Regions from separate parts of the Homo sapiens genome. Here region 1 is linked to region 2. The links are chromatin loops, found by intact Hi-C in ENCODE. Cell type or tissue: mammary epithelial cell. All regions are shown on one strand. Links, peaks and the distances in the headings refer to the core of each region. The heading gives the core; the rest is flanking DNA. Region 1 holds the start of L3MBTL2-AS1 (L3MBTL2 antisense RNA 1). Region 2 overlaps XPNPEP3 (X-prolyl aminopeptidase 3).

Evidence for each region. Hi-C counts contacts between places; a loop is a spot of excess contacts. Peaks named below come from ENCODE experiments on the same cell type or tissue, not always from the same donor. Only the 100,000 strongest peaks of a DNase experiment are listed, where the experiment ranks them.
Region 1: it touches region 2 in a loop (5-fold over the local background); 2 of 110 quality-filtered maps call a loop at or near these places.

Annotation. Positions count from the first base shown.
Region 1 is chr22:41,213,272-41,223,132 of GRCh38, forward strand. It overlaps L3MBTL2 (L3MBTL histone methyl-lysine binding protein 2), which reads left to right. Exons shown (of 17, transcript NM_031488.5): 3 at 622-755; 4 at 2,868-2,991; 5 at 3,852-3,931; 6 at 6,148-6,265; 7 at 7,463-7,597; 8 at 7,928-8,016. L3MBTL2-AS1 (L3MBTL2 antisense RNA 1) reads right to left here and starts at 4,356. Exons shown (of 3, transcript NR_148200.1): 1 at 3,761-4,356; 2 at 359-1,432. RefSeq lists enhancers at 4,530-5,227, 5,228-5,924. In mammary epithelial cell, for the core only: no CTCF peak of the experiment used is centred there; no DNase peak of the experiment used is centred there; H3K27ac peaks cover 581 bases.
Region 2 is chr22:40,918,299-40,928,159 of GRCh38, forward strand. It overlaps XPNPEP3 (X-prolyl aminopeptidase 3), which reads left to right. Exons shown (of 10, transcript NM_022098.4): 8 at 4,035-4,215; 9 at 6,064-6,184; 10 at 7,971-9,861. The coding sequence ends at 8,137. Among named protein-coding and RNA genes, the nearest start is that of RBX1, 28 kb to the right of the region's middle. In mammary epithelial cell, for the core only: a CTCF peak has its summit at 4,617 (motif pointing right); no DNase peak of the experiment used is centred there.

The DNA.
Region 1 (9,861 bases), core at 912-8,911, 290 kb after region 2:
GAGAAAATAGAGCCACAGAGGTTAAGTGACTTTGGCACTTTTTCTTCCTATAAATTTTTTCGCTTTTTTTTGAGACAGTGTCTTACTTTGTTGCCCAGGCTAGAGGTACAGTGGTGCAGTCATGGCTCACTGCAGCCTCAGCCTCCTGGGCTCAGGCAGTTTCCCCCCGCCAAATCACACCTGGCCTTTTTTTTTTTTTTTTGGGCAACAAGGTCTTGCTATGTTGCCCAGGATGGTCTCAAATTCTTGCCCTCAAGCAATCCTCCCTCCTTGGCCTCCCAAACTGCCGGGATTACAGACAGGAGCTACCATGCCTAGTTTCTTCTCACTTTCCTCTGACAAACTTTTCAACACTCACCTGTTCCCCCAGTCGTCCTCATGGATTTCCATTAGCCCCTCTGTTGACATCTGTAGCCAAGGGAGGCCAAGCAGCAGCACTTCATTCAGGTAGATTCAGGATATACACACCAGTACCTCCCATTCCTCCTCTTATTCCATTAGCCTTTGTGGGGGCAGGGGCTCACCTGGTTAATGCAGTGCCCCAGGTTTTGAAGGGCCCATCACTTTGTTTGCTTTGAGGTGGTCATATCGGGTGAGTCATGTGCTAAGTTCTCTTCCCAGCTGTCTGTGAGATGTGTGGTATCGTGGGTACAAGGGAAGCCTTCTTCTCCAAGACCAAGAGGTTCTGCAGCGTCTCCTGCTCCAGGAGCTACTCCTCCAACTCCAAGAAAGCCAGTATCTTGGCTAGGTTACAGGTGAGAGGCAATCACTTGGATCCTTCCCGGTGCCTTTGGTGCTGAGACAGGAACCACCAAGTGACTGAAGGCCAGGGCCAGGAAAGTTTGAAAAGGTCCTTGCTTGTGGCCAGCTGGTATTTATTATGTTCTCAAACTTCAGAGGACAGTAGAATCCATTTGTGGAGCTTTTTAAATTATAGGTTCCTGAAGCTACGCTCCATTACCTACCATCATCCCCCAGAGTCTGGTGTATTCAGTACATTTTAAACAAGAACTATGGGGGAGTCTGACACCCTTGGTCTTCACCCCACACTTTTATAAATCCTTTCAAAGGAAGTTGGGAAACAGGCCCAAGGTTCACCAGCCACGGTGGCTTCAGGAAGACCATGCCTCCTCGGACTCCATGTCACAGGCAGCTACCTAGAAAGTCTTGCCAATTTTCTAAATTACTGATATTTATAGAATCTTTAGAGATGGAAAGATTCTTGGATGTGGTGTTGAACCCACACATTTATTGATAAGTATACTGAGGTCCAAGGAGGTAGAATGACATACCTAGTGTGGCTCTGTAGGAGGAGAATGGCGGAATTGAGGCTGGAACCTCATCTCAGGGGCCTCATCTTACCTTGTTTCCCAGTAGCTGGGACCAGCATCTGCAACACTGCTTCCCAAATTTGCCTGCATGTTGGGATCACCTGGAAAGTTTAAAAATTATTGATGCTGGTCGGGCACGGTGGCTCACGCCTGTAATCCCAGCACTTTGGGAGACCGAGGCGGGCGGATCACGAGGTCAGGAGATCGAGACCATCCCAGCCAACATGATGAAACCCCGTCTCTACTAAAAATACAAAAATTAGCCAGGCGTGGTGTTGTACGCCTGTAGTCCCAGTTACTCGGGAGGCTGAGGCAGGAGAATCGCTTGAACTTGGGAGGTGGAGGTTGCAGTGAGCCGAGATCGTGCCACTGCACTCCAGCCTGGGGGGAAAATATTATGTAAAATATATTGATGCTTGGGTCCTACTCCGAAAGGTTCTGATTTAACTGGGATGGTGTGTAGCCTGGACAGAGATTGGAAGAGCTCCCAGGTGATCCTAATGTGCAGCGAAGTTTGAGCACCACCGATGTTTATTAGAAATTGCTGTGTCCCAGATCCTTCTGCTTACTGCTTCATACACTGTCGCCTTTGTGAGACAATTACCATTGTTTCCCCATTTTGTAGATTTTACTTAAGGCACCGAAAGATCCCTCTCTTCCGAGAGCTAAGAATAATATTGGTAATATTAATAGCTATGGTTTGGGAGTACTTGCTAAGGGCTTGACATTCTCAGTCCAATTAACGATCTTAAAAAATTTGATTTTTAAAAAAATTCCTTTTTATAAAGGCTCAGAAATTTTAGTAACTTACTTAAAGGTATACAACTAAAAACTGTAGAACTGGGATTTGCCCTGTAGGTTTGTTTGGGACTTAAACCCAGATTTCTGCTTCACTGATCTCTTTAGTAAATTCCTGGCCTTCCTGTTCAGTACTTAAGTTACAAAATACAGACCAGATCAGTGGCCATTCCCTTTGGAAAGGGAGGACCCCCTTTGAGTACCTAATGAAAGCTGTGGGTCCTCTCCCAAACATTCGCCTATGTGGACCCTCTCCCGAACATTCGCCTATGTGGACCCTCTCCCGAACATTCGCCTATGTGGACCCTCTCCCGAACATTCGCCTATGTGGACCCTCTCCCAAACATTCGCGTATGTACAGAAGGTTGCCTCCCAGTTCATGAGCGTTTCTGGGCCCCTGTGAGGCCCATTCTTTGCTTTGGATCTATCAGTAGCGACACTGGAGGAAGGAGATGACTGAGACTTGAATCTGGGAGGACAGAAAGGCTTAAAAGATAGAACATGGGTCTCTCCCTGCTCTGCAGCACTGCCTAGCACCCCCTAGCACCCCCGACGCTTCCCCACAACCACCCCCTGAGCTCAGGATTGTTATTGTCATCACTGTTTCACACATGAAGAAACTGAAGCCCAAAAGAGGTTAAGTCACTGGCCCAAGCCCAGGACTTCAACTTGGCGGCCCAAATCCAGACTCATGATCCCAGCCGCCAGGCTACACATAGCCTCTGTCCTCCTCTCCAGGGAAAACCACCGACCAAAAAAGCCAAAGTCCTGCACAAGGCTGCCTGGTCTGCCAAAATTGGAGCCTTCCTCCACTCTCAAGGGACAGGACAGCTGGCAGATGGGACACCAACAGGACAAGACGGTAAGATAGCAGAGGGCCCTGCTTAGGAAGCTGCCGTGGCTGGGGAGGAGACTGGGTTTGGGGTGGCCTTTCCTAGGAATGAAGACTGGGCAAACCGGCCAGGTAGAAAGTGCCCTAAGTCAGGGTCACTGCGGATTGCATCTTCCTCACCTGTTGGGTATTGTGGAAATTACCCAGAAAAATGCCTTCAAACACCCTTAAATTATCAGGACTCCTACCCATGATAATTCAAAAGCCAAGAATTGGCTGTTTTTGTTTCTCTTTGCTTTTATCCTTTTGGTTTCTGTTTCCCTGGGGCAACGAAGGCCCAGATATGGTTTGAAGGCAGGTTTGGAGAGGGGTGGTGGGATAAGGAAAGGAGCCTCTCTCTGAGTGTGTAGCAATTGCTAAGCAAGTTAAATGTATGCATAAAGCAACTCTGCTATCATTGTTCTGAGTTTCTAACTGAAATTGAGCTCAGCAGGCCGGAGCTCAGTTGGAGGGGCCCTGGTGTGTGCGCACCCCCTCCCCCACATTTAGATTGGGTGTGGCCAATCAGGTTCAGGGCGGAGGGAGGAATTTAAGCCCAGGGATATTTCAGTTTTCCCCTTTGGGGGAAGAAGGGCGAGAAATTTCCCTTTGAATGTTCCTCTACTCCTGAGAGTCTTGCCACCTTTCAATTCAGTCCTCAACAGTGGTCCCTCATGGCCACTGGTGGATCAGGTATGGGAGTGAAGGAGGGTGTCGTGGGCAGCGCTGTGAGAGGGGCTGCTGGGGGTGGGGGACCTACCTCTGCAGGTCCCACAGGGCCCTTGGGGTCCAGGCTCCTGGAGTGGCTGCTGCGCAGGCTCCTAGTCTGACTCGTCCTCTCTGCTCTGCAGCTCTGGTCTTGGGCTTCGACTGGGGGAAGTTCCTGAAGGATCACAGTTACAAGGCTGCTCCCGTCAGCTGTTTCAAGCACGTGAGTGCCCTGGAGCTGAGGGAGGGAGGCCGGGGAGCCGGGCCTGGAGCTGCTCCTCCACCTGCTTCACCAGGGCGGCTTCAGGCTGGACAGTGACAGTGGGGAGGTCTGGGCAGGAGACGGATGGCGTTACCACTCGCTCCATTTCATGTTTATGTCAAAAAAATCCTCCTACAAACACTTCTATCACCTGCTTGGCTTCACTCCCGGTCTGAAGCCCTTCAGTTTATTTACATGATGGAACTTGGTGCTAGCTGATGTCGAAGGGTCTTTGCAGTCTGAAACCCTTCTCTCCTTTCTCCCCCATTTGCAGCATTTTCCCATGGAAAGCAGGGTGCTTCTGTAGCTGGCCTGGGCCCCGTGGGCCCCGAGAGGCAGATGTGGATGCTCCTGGAGCCACTTCTGTAAAAGGCTCCTCGATGCGGATCATGTAAAAGCCAGAACGAAGGGCAAGGCCCTTAGGGGCGGGGCTTGAGCGCAAGAACCGAATATCCAGCAGCTGTGACGTGTGGAGCCTGCAGGCCGGGAGAGCAGAGCCCACAACAGCACTCTTGTTTTGTCTTCACACCACGTCCCTAAGCTCCGGGAAATCCAGGAGGAGGCCTCTTTAGTCTTGAGGAAGTAGGGAGTCTTTTACCCAGAGTAAGCCACTTCCTCTCCTCCTTTCAGAACTGCCACTGAACTCTGGGGAGTGCCCTGAACAATGACAGCTGCTTCTTGACTCAGCTAACTCACTCCTCTCGTCTCTGAATGGCTAATGAAGGTGCACCTCCTTCCTGCTGGAGGGGGAGCCTCTTTTTTGCCCTGAATTCTCTAATAGTTTCAGCATTTTCATTTCCAGGGAGTTGCATCATCCTTGTGTCTAACACATATAATCCAATTTGCTTTGTAAAAAGCCTGCCCCTGCGTGCCTGGGCTAGCGCAACTGTGTCCGGGTTCTGTGATGAACTAAACTCAAGTGACCAGGGAGATGGAATGGGATACCTCAACTGGCTGAAGCCAGGGCTGAGAATAAAAAAGGTGAATTTGGCCAGGCGCAGTGGCTTACCCCTATAATCCCAGCACTTTGGGAGGCCGAGGCGGGTGGATCACCTGAGGTGAGGAGTTCGAGACCAGCCTGGCCAACATGGTGAAACCCCATCTCTACTAAAAATACAAAAATTAGCTGGAAGTGGTGGCAGGCACCTGTAATCCCAGCTACTTGGGAGGCCGAGACAGGAGAATCCCTTGAACCTGAGAGGCGGAGGTTGTAATGAGCTGAGATTGCGCCACTGCACTCCAGCCTGGGTGACGGAGCAAGACTCTAAAAAAAGTGATTCTCCCAAAGGAGAATCAAAAGTACCATTGGCAGGAAAGTGAGGATTAGGTACTGGGAAGGCAACTGAAACAGTCCAGTGCTGTCCTGGGGCACTTTATTTTATTTTATTTATTTTTTCGATATGGGAGTTTCACTCTTGTTGCCCAGAGCTGGAGTGCAATGGCACTATCTCAGCTCACAGCAGCCTCCCCCTCCCAGGTTCAAGCGATTCTCCTGCCTCAGCCTCCGGAGTAGCTGGGATTACAGGCATGTGCCACCACCACGCCCGGCTAATTTTGTATTTTTAGTAGAGACATGGATTCTCCATGTTGGTCAGGCTGGTCTCGAACTCCCAGCCTCAGGTGATCCGCCCGTCTCGGCCTCCCAAAGTGCTGGGATTACAGGCGTGAGCCACCATGCCTGGCCCCCTGGAGCATTTCAGTAGGAGGGGAGGTAGAGAGTAAACTTGCAGGTGGATGGCTGTGTGTAAACAAGGGGGTCATAATGCCCACAGCCCAGGTTTGTATGATGATTGAAGGAAAGTATATTTGTGCTAATATCAGCGCCCTGCCATTGCTCGGGCTGGCACAGGGACGAAGGGATCGAGGCTCACCAAGGCATCATGTGCCCAAAATGATACAGTAAGAAACCAGTCCTATAAAGATTTTAGGACTCGGTTCTGTCTGACTCTGGGTCTCTAGCCATCACCCTGCATCCCACCACCTCCACCTCTACTCCCGGCTTAGCTCTTCAAGGACAGGAGACCTCATCTCTTTATCTCTAGTAGCTGGTTCTGCACACAGTGGGTGATGTGAAAAGTTGAGGTGCAAACGAGGACTTGACTGAGGCCGTGAGGCAGTCTGTCTCCCCTGCTAGCACAGTTAGCTCACTCTCTCGGTACACTCTCATCGCCACACAGGTCCCACTCTATGACCAGTGGGAGGATGTGATGAAAGGGATGAAGGTGGAGGTGCTCAACAGTGATGCTGTGCTCCCCAGCCGGGTGTACTGGATCGCCTCTGTCATCCAGACAGCAGGTGAGTGTTTGGCCAGGGCAGGGCCAGGGATGTGTCTGCAGAGTGACATCTCTAGATGGGTGAACAGTGTTGTAGGCAGGAGTTGGCTTCATAAAACAAAAATCCCACCCACTGGAATTTTTGCCCCACTTCTAAGGATTCTTTTACCGGAGAAGGGAACACAGAGCTTGGCAGGCTTGGAAACCCCAAATTTTTTTGTTTGTTTTTGTTATTTTGTTTTTTTTAGATGGTGTCTTGCTCTGTCACCCAGGCTGGAGTACGGTGGCACGATCTCGGCTCACTGCAACCTCCACCTCCTGGGTTCAAGCGATTCTCCTGCCTCAGCCTCCCGAATAGCTGGGACTACAGGCCACCTGGCCACCACACACGGCTAATGTTTGTATTTTTAGTAGAGACGGGGTTTCACTATCTTGGCCAGGCTGGTCTCAAACTCCTGACCTCAGGTGATCCTCTGCATCCCAAAGTGCTGGGATTATAGGCGTGAGCCACCGTGCCTGGCTGGAAACCCCAATTTTTAAAGTTTGTTCCAGGGCCAGGTTTCGTGGCTCACACCTCTAATCCCAGCACTTTGGAGGCAGAGGCAGGAGGATTGTTTGAGCTCAGGAGTTCGAGACCAGACGGGGCAATATAGTGAGATACTGTCTCTATAAAAAATGAAAAAATTTAAAAAGTAAAATTCATTCCAAGGATGATCAGGTTATAGAGAATTAACTCTCAGCACCATTCCATAATGCTTTCCGAACTAGGAGCATGAATTTGTTTGGCTAGGACTGTTGTGGACAACAGGAATCCACTTGCCTGGAAGTATAGGTGCCAGAAGTCCAGCTTAGGCTAGAGAAAAGAGAAGGCTTAAGAACATACCTTCCCCAAGCTAGGCCCGGTGGCTCACGCCTGTAATCCCAGCACTTTGGGAGGCCGAGGAGGGCAGATCACGAGGTCGGGAGATCGAGACCATCCTGGCTAACACGGTGAAACCCCGTCTCTATTTAAAATACAAAAAAAAATCAGCCGGGCGTGGTGGCAGGCGCCTGTAGTTCCAGCTACTCTGGAGGTGGAGCTTGCAGTGAGCTGAGATGGCGCCACTGCACTCCAGCCTGGGCGACAGAGCAAGACTTCGTCTCAGAAAAAAAAAAAAAAAACAGAACATACCTTCCCCAGCTCACCCTCCCTCACAGGTGCCCTTTCCTTTCCTTTCAGGGTATCGGGTGCTGCTTCGGTATGAAGGCTTTGAAAATGACGCCAGCCATGACTTCTGGTGCAACCTGGGAACAGTGGATGTCCACCCCATTGGCTGGTGTGCCATCAACAGCAAGATCCTAGTGCCCCCACGGAGTGAGTTGATGAGAACATTTCCTCTCTTGTTCCCGTAGGGCCCCTGGTAGAGGGAGAGTCCTCTGCTTGTGTTAGGTAGAATGGGAGTCCTCTGTCTTGTTAGAACAGAATCCACTTGCCCCCTGGCTTCCTGCCCTCCCCATCCCAGAGGCCTGGGGGCAGATCCACGTGTGGAATCTGATGTTCTCAGATGAAGTCATTGCTGGCCTGAAGAGGCAGCTATTTTCAGTCCCCACTGCTGAGGGGTCCCCACTCTGGGTCGGCGCTAGCGCCCCTGTCAGTGGAGGTTTGTCAGTCTGTGTAACCAGGATTCTGCTGGTGCCTCCACAGCCATCCATGCCAAGTTCACCGACTGGAAGGGCTACCTCATGAAACGGCTGGTGGGCTCCAGGACGCTTCCCGTGGATTTCCACATCAAGGTCGGCAGTGAGCCCTTAACTGATGTGCCTCCTTCCGCTCTTCCATTTTTCTGCATCCTGCATGCCACTCACTGGAGCATGTTACCTAAGACCCCTTGCCTGATGATCTTCAGCAGCTCCACATTTTGCAAGGCTAGAGACAAATGCTGCTGCTACGTGGTTGCCATCTGCCTTTCTAGCCTGGCGTCGGCCACTGCCCCACCCAGACTCTGCTCCTACTGCTCCAGTCATGCTGCTTTGTCTGCCTTTTGCTCTTCCGGAACCTTACCTTTGCTCATAGAATTTTTCAGAAGTGTTCACTCAATAGATTTTATTAACATACTTTTTTGTTTTTTGGGAGACGGAGTCTCGCTCTGTCCCCCAGGCTGGAGTGCAGTGGCGCGATCTCGGCTCCCTGCAAGCTCTGACTCCTGGGTTCACGCCATTCTCCTGCCTCAGCCTCCCAAGTAGCTGGGACTACAGGCGCCCACCACGCCCAGCTCATTTTTTTGTATTTTTAGTGAGATGGAGTTTCACCGTGGTAGCCAGGATGGTCTCAATCTCCTGACCTCGTGATCCATCTGCCTCGGCCTCCCAAAGTGCTGGGATTACAGGCATGAGCCACCGCGCCCAGCCTTTTTTTTCTTTTTGAGATAGAGTCTCGCTCTGTTGCCCAGGCTGGAGTGCAGTGGCATAATCTTGGCTCATTGCAACCTCCGCTTCCTGGGTTCAAGCAATTCTTCTGCCTCAGCCTCCCGAGTAGTTGGGATTACAGGTGCGCACACACCACCATACTTGGCTAATTTTTGTATTTTTAGTAGAGATGGGGTTTCACCATATTGGCCAGGCTGGTCTCGAACTCCTGACCTCAAGTGATCCACCTGCCTCGGCCTCCCAAAGTGCTGGGATTATAGGCATGAGCCACCATGCCCAGCCTTACATACTTGTTTACAAGGCACTGTGGGAATACAAAGAATACAGACCCTGCCATCCAGAAATCTCTAGTCTGGCAGAGGAAACAAAAGCCATGCACACAAGTAATTGTAATATAGCCTCGGTTCTGAGCCAGGGATGTGCCTGGCACAGCACAGGGTAAAGCCCAGTCTGGGGCGCCTCTGGGCTGTCTGATTCTGTCTGGTGTAGGACTCCTGTGTGGCACAGAATCATCTTTGTGGCATTTAATTTTAAGAAATGATTTAGTAAAAATTAAAAAGTCACATATATACATGGTAAAAGTGACTCATACCTGTCTCAGTGTCTCAGCACTTTGGGAGGCCAAGGCAAGAGGATCACTTGAGGCCAGGAGTCTGAAACCAGCTTGGGCAACACTGTGAGACTTCGTCTCTTGAAAAAAAAAAAAAACATTAGCTAGGCACGGCACAGTGGCTTACTCCTGTAATCCCAGCACTTTGGGAGGCCGAGGTCAGAAGATCACCTGAGGGCAGGAGTTCCAGACTAGCCTGGCCAACATGATGAAACCCTGTCTTTACTAGAAATACAAAAATTAGCTGGGTGTGGTGGCATGCGCCTGTAATCCCAGCTAACTCAGGAGGCTGAGGTGAGAGAATCGCTTGAAACCGGGAGGCCGAAGTTGCAGTGAGCTGAGATCGTGCCACTGCACTTCAGTCTGGGCCACAGAGCGAGGAGACTCCATTTCAAAAAAAAAAACAAAAACTAACAAAAATGGCGTTGGATTGTGGGCTGCACTGTGTTGGCTGTAGATGAAGAGAACATGGCAGGGAAGGCAGCCCAGAGGGGCCCCGAGCCAGGCCTTACCCTGTGTTTTCTCTCACTCTCCTGAGTGAGCTGCTGGGATACCGGATGTGGGACAGGCAATTGGTGTCAGGACGTATCCCAAGCCCTTGA
Region 2 (9,861 bases), core at 928-8,927:
TGAAATTTTTGGTTACGGTGAACTATGATCACATCACTGTGCTCTAGCCTAGGTAACAGAGCAAGGCCCTGTCTCCAAAATAAAAAAGTTAGGCCAGGTGCAGTGGCTCACGCCTGTAATCCCAGCACTTTGGGAGGCCAAGGCAGGTGGATCACCTGAGGTCAGGAGTTTGAGACCAGCCTAGCCAACATGGTGAAACCCTGTCTCTACTAAAAACACACACACACACACAGAAATCAGCTGGGCATGGTGGTGGGTGCCTGCAGTCCCAGCTACTCAGGTGGCTGAGGTAGGAGAATCACTTGAACCCGGGAGGTGGAGGTCGCAGTGAGCCGAGATCACACCACTGTACTCCAGCCTGGGCAACAGAACGAGACTCCATCTCAAAAAAAAAAGTTAGGACGAGGGATATTTGTTGGTAAGATTGTCATTATTCTGGGACCTATAGAAGGGTATTCTGGGATAGTCTGCCAAGTTTTGGTGGGTTTTTTTTTTGTTGTTGTTGTTGTTTTATCTGACTGGTATTCACCTTATAATAATTTTTTTTTCTTTTTTTTTTTTTGAGACACAGTCTTGCTCTGTCGCCCAGGCTGGAGTGCAGTGGCGCAATCTTGGCTCACTGCAACCTCCGGCTCCCAGGTTCAAGCAGTTCTCCTGCCTCAGCCTCCCAAGTAGCTGGGACTACAGGCAGATGCCACCCCGCCTGGCTAATTTTTGTATTTTTAATACAGCCACTGAATAATTTCTTAAGGTTTATGTTTGATTGATTTGTTTGGCTTTTTATATCTGTGTTTTGTTTTACAATTAAAAATTTTTTAAATTTTTAAATGACAATTTTAAAGCTGAAAAGTACATTAACTGAAACAGGAAATTCACCAGGTAGACTTAACTGTAGATTGGAGACAGCAGAAGTTTGCAAACTTGAAGATAAATAGAAATTATCCAGCTGGAAGAATAGAAGTACATTGTAAAAAGGCCAGGTGCAGTGGCTCACACCTGTAATCCCAGCACTTTGGGAGGCCAAGGCGAGTGGATCACTTGAGGTCATGAGTTCGAGACCAGTCTAACCAACATGGTGAAACCCCGTCCATACTAAAATAACAAAAATTAGCTGGGTGTGGTGGCAGGTGCCTGTAATCTCAGCTACTTGGTTGGCTGAGGCAGAGAGCGATCCTCACATCTCAACCTCCCAAGTAGCTGGGATTATAGGCACGTGCCACCATGCCTGGCTAATATTTTGTTTTTTTGTAGAGACACGGTTTCGCTATGTTGCCCAGGCTGGTCTGCAACTCCTGGGCTCAAACGATTCTCTTGCCTTGGCCTGCCAAAACACTGGAATTACAGGCATGAGCCACTATGCCCAGCCAAATTCTAGGTATTTAAGAGAAATGAAAACATTTCTCAACAAAAAGGGTTGCACAAGGACATTCATAACAGCATTTATTCACAATAGTATAACAACCAAAATGTCCATCAACAGGAGAATGAATATGCAAATTGTGGTCTGTTCATACAATGGAATACCACTCAGTAATAAAAAAGAACATTTTAATTACTGATCGAATGTTTTTTGTTACTGATTGAAGCACCACCATGGATGTACTGCATAGACAACCTTCTACCCTCACTGAGCATAGATTATGTTCAGTGAAGGAAGCCAGACACAAAAGAGTATATATTATATGATTCCATTTATATGATGTTCTAGATTTGGCAAACTAAGGTCAAAATAATCACAATAGCATTTGCCTCGGAAAGTAGGGATATTGATTAGAAATGGACATGTGGGCCAGGCGTGGTGACTCATGCCTGTAATCCTAGGACTTTGGGAGGCCAAGGTAGGTGGATCACCTGAGGTCAGGAGTTCAAGACCAGCCTGGCCAACATGGCAGAAACCCATCTCTACTCAAAATACAAAAATTAGCTGGGCGTGGTGGTGGGCGCCTATAATCCCAGCTACTTGGGAGGCCGAGGCAGGAGAATCGCTTGAACCCGGTGGGGGCAGAGGTTGCAGTGAGCCGAGATCGCACCACTTCACTCCAGCCTGGGTGAAAGAGCGAAACTCCATCTCAAAAAAAGAAAAAAAGAAATGAACATGAGGAGGCTTTCAGGGGAGATGGAAATGGTCTGTATAAGGCTTGAGTCCAAAATCTATAGGGCAGACTTCAGTCCAAACTCAGGCAGGGTTTATATTATAGTCTTGAGGCAGAATTCCTTCTCCAGTATACCAAAGCAGTTGTGGCATTTGTGTTTATGTATTGTGGGTTACCTTTTGGTTTGTGTTTCAGCCAGCTAGGCAACAAACTGTTAGAACTTTTCTGACCCCTTCAGCGGCAACGTTGAATCCAGAGTCTCTGATTAGTGGACCCATATCAGTAAAGTTGCCTGATGCAACTGTGTTCCTTCTACCATTATCCCACACCATAAATATTCATTCCCACCCACATTCCCAGATTTTTGTCTTTCGGAAATTGGAAACCTCATGCAGTTCTTTTTTTGTTTTGTTTTTTTGAGACGGAGTTTCACTCTTGTTGCCCAGGCTGGAGTGCAATGGCGCAATCTCGGCTCACCACAACCTTCGCCTCCCAGTTTCAAGCGATTCTTCTGCCTCAGCCTCCCGAGTAGCTGGAATTACAGACATGCACCACCATGCCCAGCTGATTTTGTATTTTTAGTAGAGATGGGATTTCTCCATGTTGGTCAGGCTGGTCTCGAACTCCCGACCTCAGGTGATCCACCCGCCTCGGCCTCCCAAAGTGTTGGGATTACAGGCGTGAGCCACCGCGCCCAGCCCCTCATGCAGTTCTTTTTGGTGTGGAGTGGACCTCCTCATGGGTCAAGCTTTCTGCCTAACTTGGAGCCTGCTGGGACTTGAGTGTAGTTACAATTCTAGTAGAACCAAGGCAACTGCCTCAAGGGACATACCTACAAGTTTTCAGGCAAAACAGGGTTAACCTTCTCAGACGGGGGTGGAAGGGCCACTTCTGCTGGCAACGAAGACTCAGCAGAATTTAGGAGTTCATTGTTCCCAGCTTCAATAGGTTTGGTACATGAATTTGTCAAAATTGTACCGTTCAAATGTATGCATTTTAGTGTATATAAAGACACTTTGGGAGGCCAAGGCAGGAGGATCGTTTGAGCTGAAGAGTTCCAGACCAACCTGGGCAACATAGTGAGACCTTGTCTCTAAAAAAAAAAAAAAAAAAAACTATTACAAAAATGATTATTTAGTAATACTGTGGTGGGCTGGGGTATGGGTACATTATGCTGTGGGTTTCTTATGCTATTATAGTTAAGCATTCTTCTATTAGGGGACATTTAGAGTTTGTCTAATAATTTACAATTATAAAATTACAGCGAACATTTTAGTACATTCAGCTTTTTTGAATTTCAAATATTTTCTTTGGATATATTAGAGTAGAATTATAAGCTCTAGTTATATGAGCATCTTTAAGGCCTTTGATGTAATTGGCTGTATTAATTTATACTCCTATCAACAGTATGTGAGAATACATATCATGTATCATCCCAGGTCACTTTTTTATCTCGTAATTGCTAAAGAAACTGTTATTCTAAAGACACTTAAGTGCTAGTACATTACTAGTAGCCCAGATGTTGACTAGTTTATCCCATGGTATCTGCTTCACCTGTCAGAAGTGGGTCCCTAGGCTTTCTTGCCTTTTTTTTTAATGGTAGTCTATGCTGTAAGGGATTAAACAGGATCATGGCTGAGCCTCATCTGCCCACTGACTGCACTCATGGCTCAGTGCTTCTTTTGGCCCTACTTCATGTCTCTCCTGACCATTTGAAGAAGAGACTGTGTTGCTGCTCCAGCTTGAAGGATTGTTGCCCTTCCTACTGAGCACCTAGGACATGATTGAGCTCCTGGCCATATTGATAGATTGGTACTTATTAAACATCAACAGTGCCCCAGCAACAGCAGCATCTTGGGGTTTTTCTAATCAAACTTAGTAGCAAACTTCTTAGAATATCAGATTATCTAAGTTCAGGTTCTTTGGTTTTCCCGTCCCCAGGTTCACCGCACCTCAGGCAGAACTCTATGAAGCCGTTCTAGAGATCCAAAGAGATTGTTTGGCCCTCTGCTTCCCTGGGACAAGCTTGGAGAACATCTACAGCATGATGCTGACCCTGATAGGACAGAAGCTTAAAGACTTGGGGATCATGAAGAACATTAAGGAAAATAATGCCTTCAAGGTACTTCACTTCTCTTGACCCCAGTTCTCAAGAACACCTAGCATGCTGCTAGGTTTTTACCCTATATAAAGCTAATTAGACTTAGAAATGGGACAGATGTAGTGATTCATGCCTGTAATCCCAGTAGTTTAGGAGGCTGAGGCAGGAGGATTGCTTGAAGCCAGCCTGGGCAACATAGCAAGACCCATCTATATACATGTAGATATATACACACACACACACACACACACACATATATATATACACACACATACGTAGATATATATACATACACACACAGGGTTTTTTAAGTAAAAAGAAAAGATTTAGAAATCATCTTTGTGATCTATAAAAGGGATTTAGCTTTAACATGGATTAAAACAAAGGAAGTCAGTACTTATTTCTTCCAGAAGATGGCAGCACATGCTGATTCATTACATGCTGCATAACTAGCTCAGTATTCAGAAAACTTAAAATGAAGTCTGGTGCCGACAGGGTGAAAAAGGAAACAAGAAATGAGGAGAAGCCTGGGAAACATAGCAAGACCCTATCTCTACAAAAAATTTAAAAGTTAGCCAGGTGTGGTGGCACACACCTCTAGTCTCAGCTACTTGGGAGGTTGAGGTGGGAGGATCACTTGACCCCAGAAGTTCAACGCTGCAGTGAGCTATGTTCGCACCACTGCACTCCAACCCGGGCCACAGAACAAGGCCCTGTGTCTAAAAAAAAAAAAAAGAGAGAGAGATTAACTTTTAATCCTTTTATGGGTTATTCTGTAGGTCAAAGGAGAAGGTATTTGTTGTTTAAGTGACATTTTTGACACTTCAGCAATATTCCCAAAGACCATGTCATTAGTGAATTTTTTTTCTGCATCCAAAATGTGATGGTGTTCAGTAAAAACGTAAAACCTCAGCTTTAAAATTAAGATACTAGATGCCTAAGTCAGATAGACCATTAGGCATCTCCTACCTACAAGTTAAGCCTTCTAGGACTTCTGTTATCAGTAAAAATGAAGCTATAAATTGGCTGTTGCTTGGGCCAACAAATCTTTAACTAACTGACGGAAATATCCAAGCTGGCTGGGCACAGTGGCTCACACCTGTAATCCCAGCACTTTAGGAGGCTGAGGCAGGCGGATCACATGAGGTCAGGAGTTCGAGACCAACCTGGCCAACATGGTAAAACCCTGTCTCTACTAAAAATACAAAAATTAGCCAGGCATGGTGGTACATGACTATAATCCCGGCTATTTGGGAGGCTGAGGTGGGAGAATAGCTTGAACCCAGGAGACAGAGTTTGCAGTGAGCCAAGATCACACCACTGCACTCCAGCCTGGGCAGCAGAGCAAGACTCCATCTCAAAAAAAAAGAAAGAAATACCCAAGCTGGTAGGTGCCCAAAAGTGTGCCTTCTCCACAAGTTGCTGTGAGCTATTTAGGGTCTCCAGAGTAGATTCCTGAGAGGGATGTGTGAACGAACATTGGAAAGAGAACTGTGATAATAGTCATCCTCTCTTTCCCAAGAAAAGAGATTTTTTTTTCTTTCTTTTATTTTTATCTTTCCTGTGGTACTGAAGAAAAGAGACTTTCATTTGCCACAGTCATTAGTTGGAATTACTCAAGTCTGCATGTATGTAGTATATTAAATAGCGGGAATGGAAATGTGGATTGATGAGAATGCCATTGGCAGAATTGCATGTAAGAGGTCGCAGTTTTTCAGGTGCCTTTAAGTATTAGCCCAAGGAGGGATTAAACTGAAGTGGCAGAACCATGGGGGAGATAATAACACATATCTCACTGATTTATACTTGCCCAGCATTCCCTGTAAGAGGTCATTGCTCTAATGATACTGTGACAATTATCTTTTCCAGGCTGCTCGAAAATACTGTCCTCATCATGTTGGCCACTACCTCGGGATGGATGTCCATGACACTCCAGACATGCCCCGTTCCCTCCCTCTGCAGCCTGGGATGGTAATCACAATTGAGCCCGGTAAGGAGAGGTGTTACAATAGTAGTATGAGGTAAATGTTTGTTTGTTTGTTTGTTTTTGAGATGGAGTTTTGCTCTTTCGCCCAGGCTGGAGTGAAGTGGTGTGATCTTCACTCACTGCAACCTCCGCCCCCCAGGTTCAGCAATTCTCCTGCCTCAACCTCCTGAGTATCTGGGATTACAGGTGTCGGCCACCACGCCTGGCTAATTTTTATATTTTTAGTAGAGACGGGGTTTCGCCATGTTGGCCAGGCTGGTCTCGAACTCCTGACCTCAGGTGATCCACCTATCTCAGTCTCCCAAAGTGCTAGGATTATACGTGAGCTACCGCGCCCAGCCACATTGTTTATTTTTACCTCAACCAATGTAATTAAGTTAGAAGAGACAGGAAAAAAAGTCCAGTGTGGAAGGTAATTTTATTTTCGATTTATCTTTTGTATTCTTATTTAATATCACACAATTTGTTCAGTTTGACTCCTCCAATAAACAACAGATGGGGAATACTTCCTATAAGTAGATATTAAGAAATGAATCTTTTTTAATCCTGCCTTTCCCAGGGCCAGTTTGTACTGGTCTCCCATTTAGTAGTGGGGGGCTGCTCAAGCTTCCAAAGCCCCCGGTGCTTGTGTGCAGAGAGACAGGCAGACACACTATGCTCTCAGTTTCAACACCTCTGCAAGCTGCATTGAGCTACCCAGCACCATCCCACTCCTTAGTATCCATCGCCTTCCTCATAAGCTTCAGAGAAAGCTAACAATCGGATACGTTACCTAACTTGAATGGTCCTGGGTGTTGGGCAGGATTCTGAAGAGAAGCAGTGACCACAATGGTGTGTGAAGATTGATGTTGTCAGAGTTGATGGTTAAATACTGATGCTGGTTTTGTTTTGAAAACAGATCTAAATTTTAGATTTCAAGTATTTTAATCTCTGTATAAATTATGGCTGTGAAATGTCTTTTATGCCACCCTTTGAACCTAGTCATACATTGCTATCTGTGGCCATAGATATATCATTTAGTTCAATCTGTTTGGTACATGGGCGCTTCCTTAGACTGCGCTACATTTTCCTTTGCTGATCTTTCTTTTTCAATCGCAGAGCAGTATCTGTGAGGATAGTGGAGGAAGTTTACAACTTGTTTAATATAAAAAGCCCTGGTATGTGTCTAACTTCATGATTAGAAAGGGTACCTGGGGTTCCTACATTTTTCCAAATGTACATTAAAGTCTTTCAGTTTCTCTTGTATTTTATATTACACACATCAGATATATTTAAATCTTATAATGACTGTCTCTGCAGCTTCCAGTTGTCAAGGCTAATAATCTCTAAATGTTTCTTTGAATACAGTTTAAATATATTTTGTCTTTATTTTTGCAAGGTGCTCTTTTTCCAAGGGACTCTTAGGCAGGGGAAGAATGCACTTACATAATCTGCTTGTCCCCCACATATATTGACGTACTTTTAAATTAAGTAACTTTATTGGCCTGCTTGAGCCACTAGAATATGACAGAATCATGATCAGCATTGCCGTAGTTGTATTTAGCTTGTAGTCCAATATAAAGATAACCACAATAATAATTTTAGTAATGATACCAACATGTGTTGACCATTATATGCCAGCCACTTTGACATGTATTATCTCATTTAATCCTCACAGCTTTACTAGGTAGGTACCATAAAGATCCAGTATTACAGAGGAAGGAATTTTAACCCAGAGGTTAACTTACTTGCCCCAAACCACCCAGTTACTATCATTCCTGAACAGCATGTTCTTCTTTCTACTTCACAGGCATTTATATTCCAGAGGATGACAAAGATGCCCCAGAGAAGTTTCGGGGTCTTGGTGTACGAATTGAGGATGATGTAGTGGTGACTCAGGACTCACCTCTCATCCTTTCTGCAGACTGTCCCAAAGAGATGAATGACATTGAACAGATATGCAGCCAGGCTTCTTGACCTTCACTGCGGCCCACATGCACCTCAGGTTCAAAATGGGTGTCTTCTGGCAGCCCTGCACGTGTGCTTTCTGAGTGTCTCTGTGTGTGCATTAATATATGCATTCCATTTGGGAGCATAGCAGCTGTGTGAATGTATGTAATTGTGTGTGGGGGGTTTTTTGTTTTAAGTAGTTAGAAGTCTGGGAAAATGAATTTTTGAATAGTATGTTACTGCAGCTTTGGTAACATTAATTCTATAGAATTAATGATCAGAGCAAGTTTAATTTTTAAACATAAAGGTCTTGGTTACACATGTCCATGCATTCCAGTTAACACATTTAAACATATAGAAAATTCACTTCTTCTTTCAAGTCCTTCCCTTTCTATACTTTTGCTGAGATCAACCCAATATCATAAGAAGTTTGTGTGATGCCTGTATTTTTAGCTAATTACCAAGGTCTCTGCCTATGCAAAAATTCATCTTTCGGTGATTGTGGGCGGCCAATACATACCTTCTGTAACTCCTCCCTACCTATTCTAGATCCTGCATATCTACTGGAGCCATATGAGCCCTCAGGGGCACTGGTGTCCTGCAGTCTTACTAGTCAGCCACAGTCCAGGTTCCAGCAACACTAGCTACCTACCAAACAAAACACTTCTGAGCTTTTCTTGCCATTTGGTTGCCTGGGACCTGGAAAGTGTTTAGATTCTTGATAAAGATGGAAATGGAAGAGAAAGAAAATTATATATGTATATACTAAAGATCCAGACATCAGGGCTGGGCACAGCGGTTCCGCCTGTAATCCCAGCACTTTGGGAGGTCCAGGCAGGTGGATCTCTTGAGACCAGGAGGTCAAGACCAGCCTGGCCAACGTGGTGAAACACTGTCTCTACTAAAAATACAAAAATGAGCTGGGTGTGATGATACATGCCTGTAATCCTGGCTACTTGGGAGGCTGAGGCATGAGAATTGCTTGAACCTGGGAGGTGGAGGTTGCAGTGAGCTGAGCTCATGCGACTGCACTCCAGCCTGGGTGACTGAGCAAGACTCTGCCTCAAAAAAACAAATAAATAAATAAAATCCTGACATCCTGCCATCTTTTCTCTTCAATTTAAAGTTGATTTCTTAATGATGACTTCAAAAATTAATAAAAAGAAAAGAAAAAAATGATTTCTGGCCGGGCGTGGTGGCTCAAGCCTGTAATCCCAGCACTTTGGGAGGCCGAGGTGGGCGGATCACGAGGTCAGGAGATTGAGACCTCCTGGCTAACACGGTGAAACCCCGTCTTTACTAAAAATACAAAAAAAATTAGCTGGGCGTGGTGGCGGATGCCTGTAGTCCCAGCTACTCAGGAGGCTGAGGCAGGAGAATGGCGTGAACCCAGAAGGCAGAGCTTGCAGTGAGCCAAGATCGCGCCACTGCACTCCAGCCTGGGTGACAGAGCGAGACTCCGTCTCAAAAAAAAAAAAAAAAAAGAAAAAAAAAAGAAAGATTTCTTTCGCAGATATCCCTGCTCCCTCTATAGATTCTTAATGCACTGACCCTCACAGGTTACCCTTTTAGCTGTTGTGCTGCGCAGGAGCAGATCCTCTACTTACGTACCCTGTCAGAGTCACAGTAGTAGCGCCCAGTTTTCAGAGAAGTACCCCTGTTATCATTCTGTGATTTCCTCTAGTGCTAATAGAAACAAAATATGGAATCTACCAAGTACCCGTAAATATCCTATGATTCTTATCTTTCTT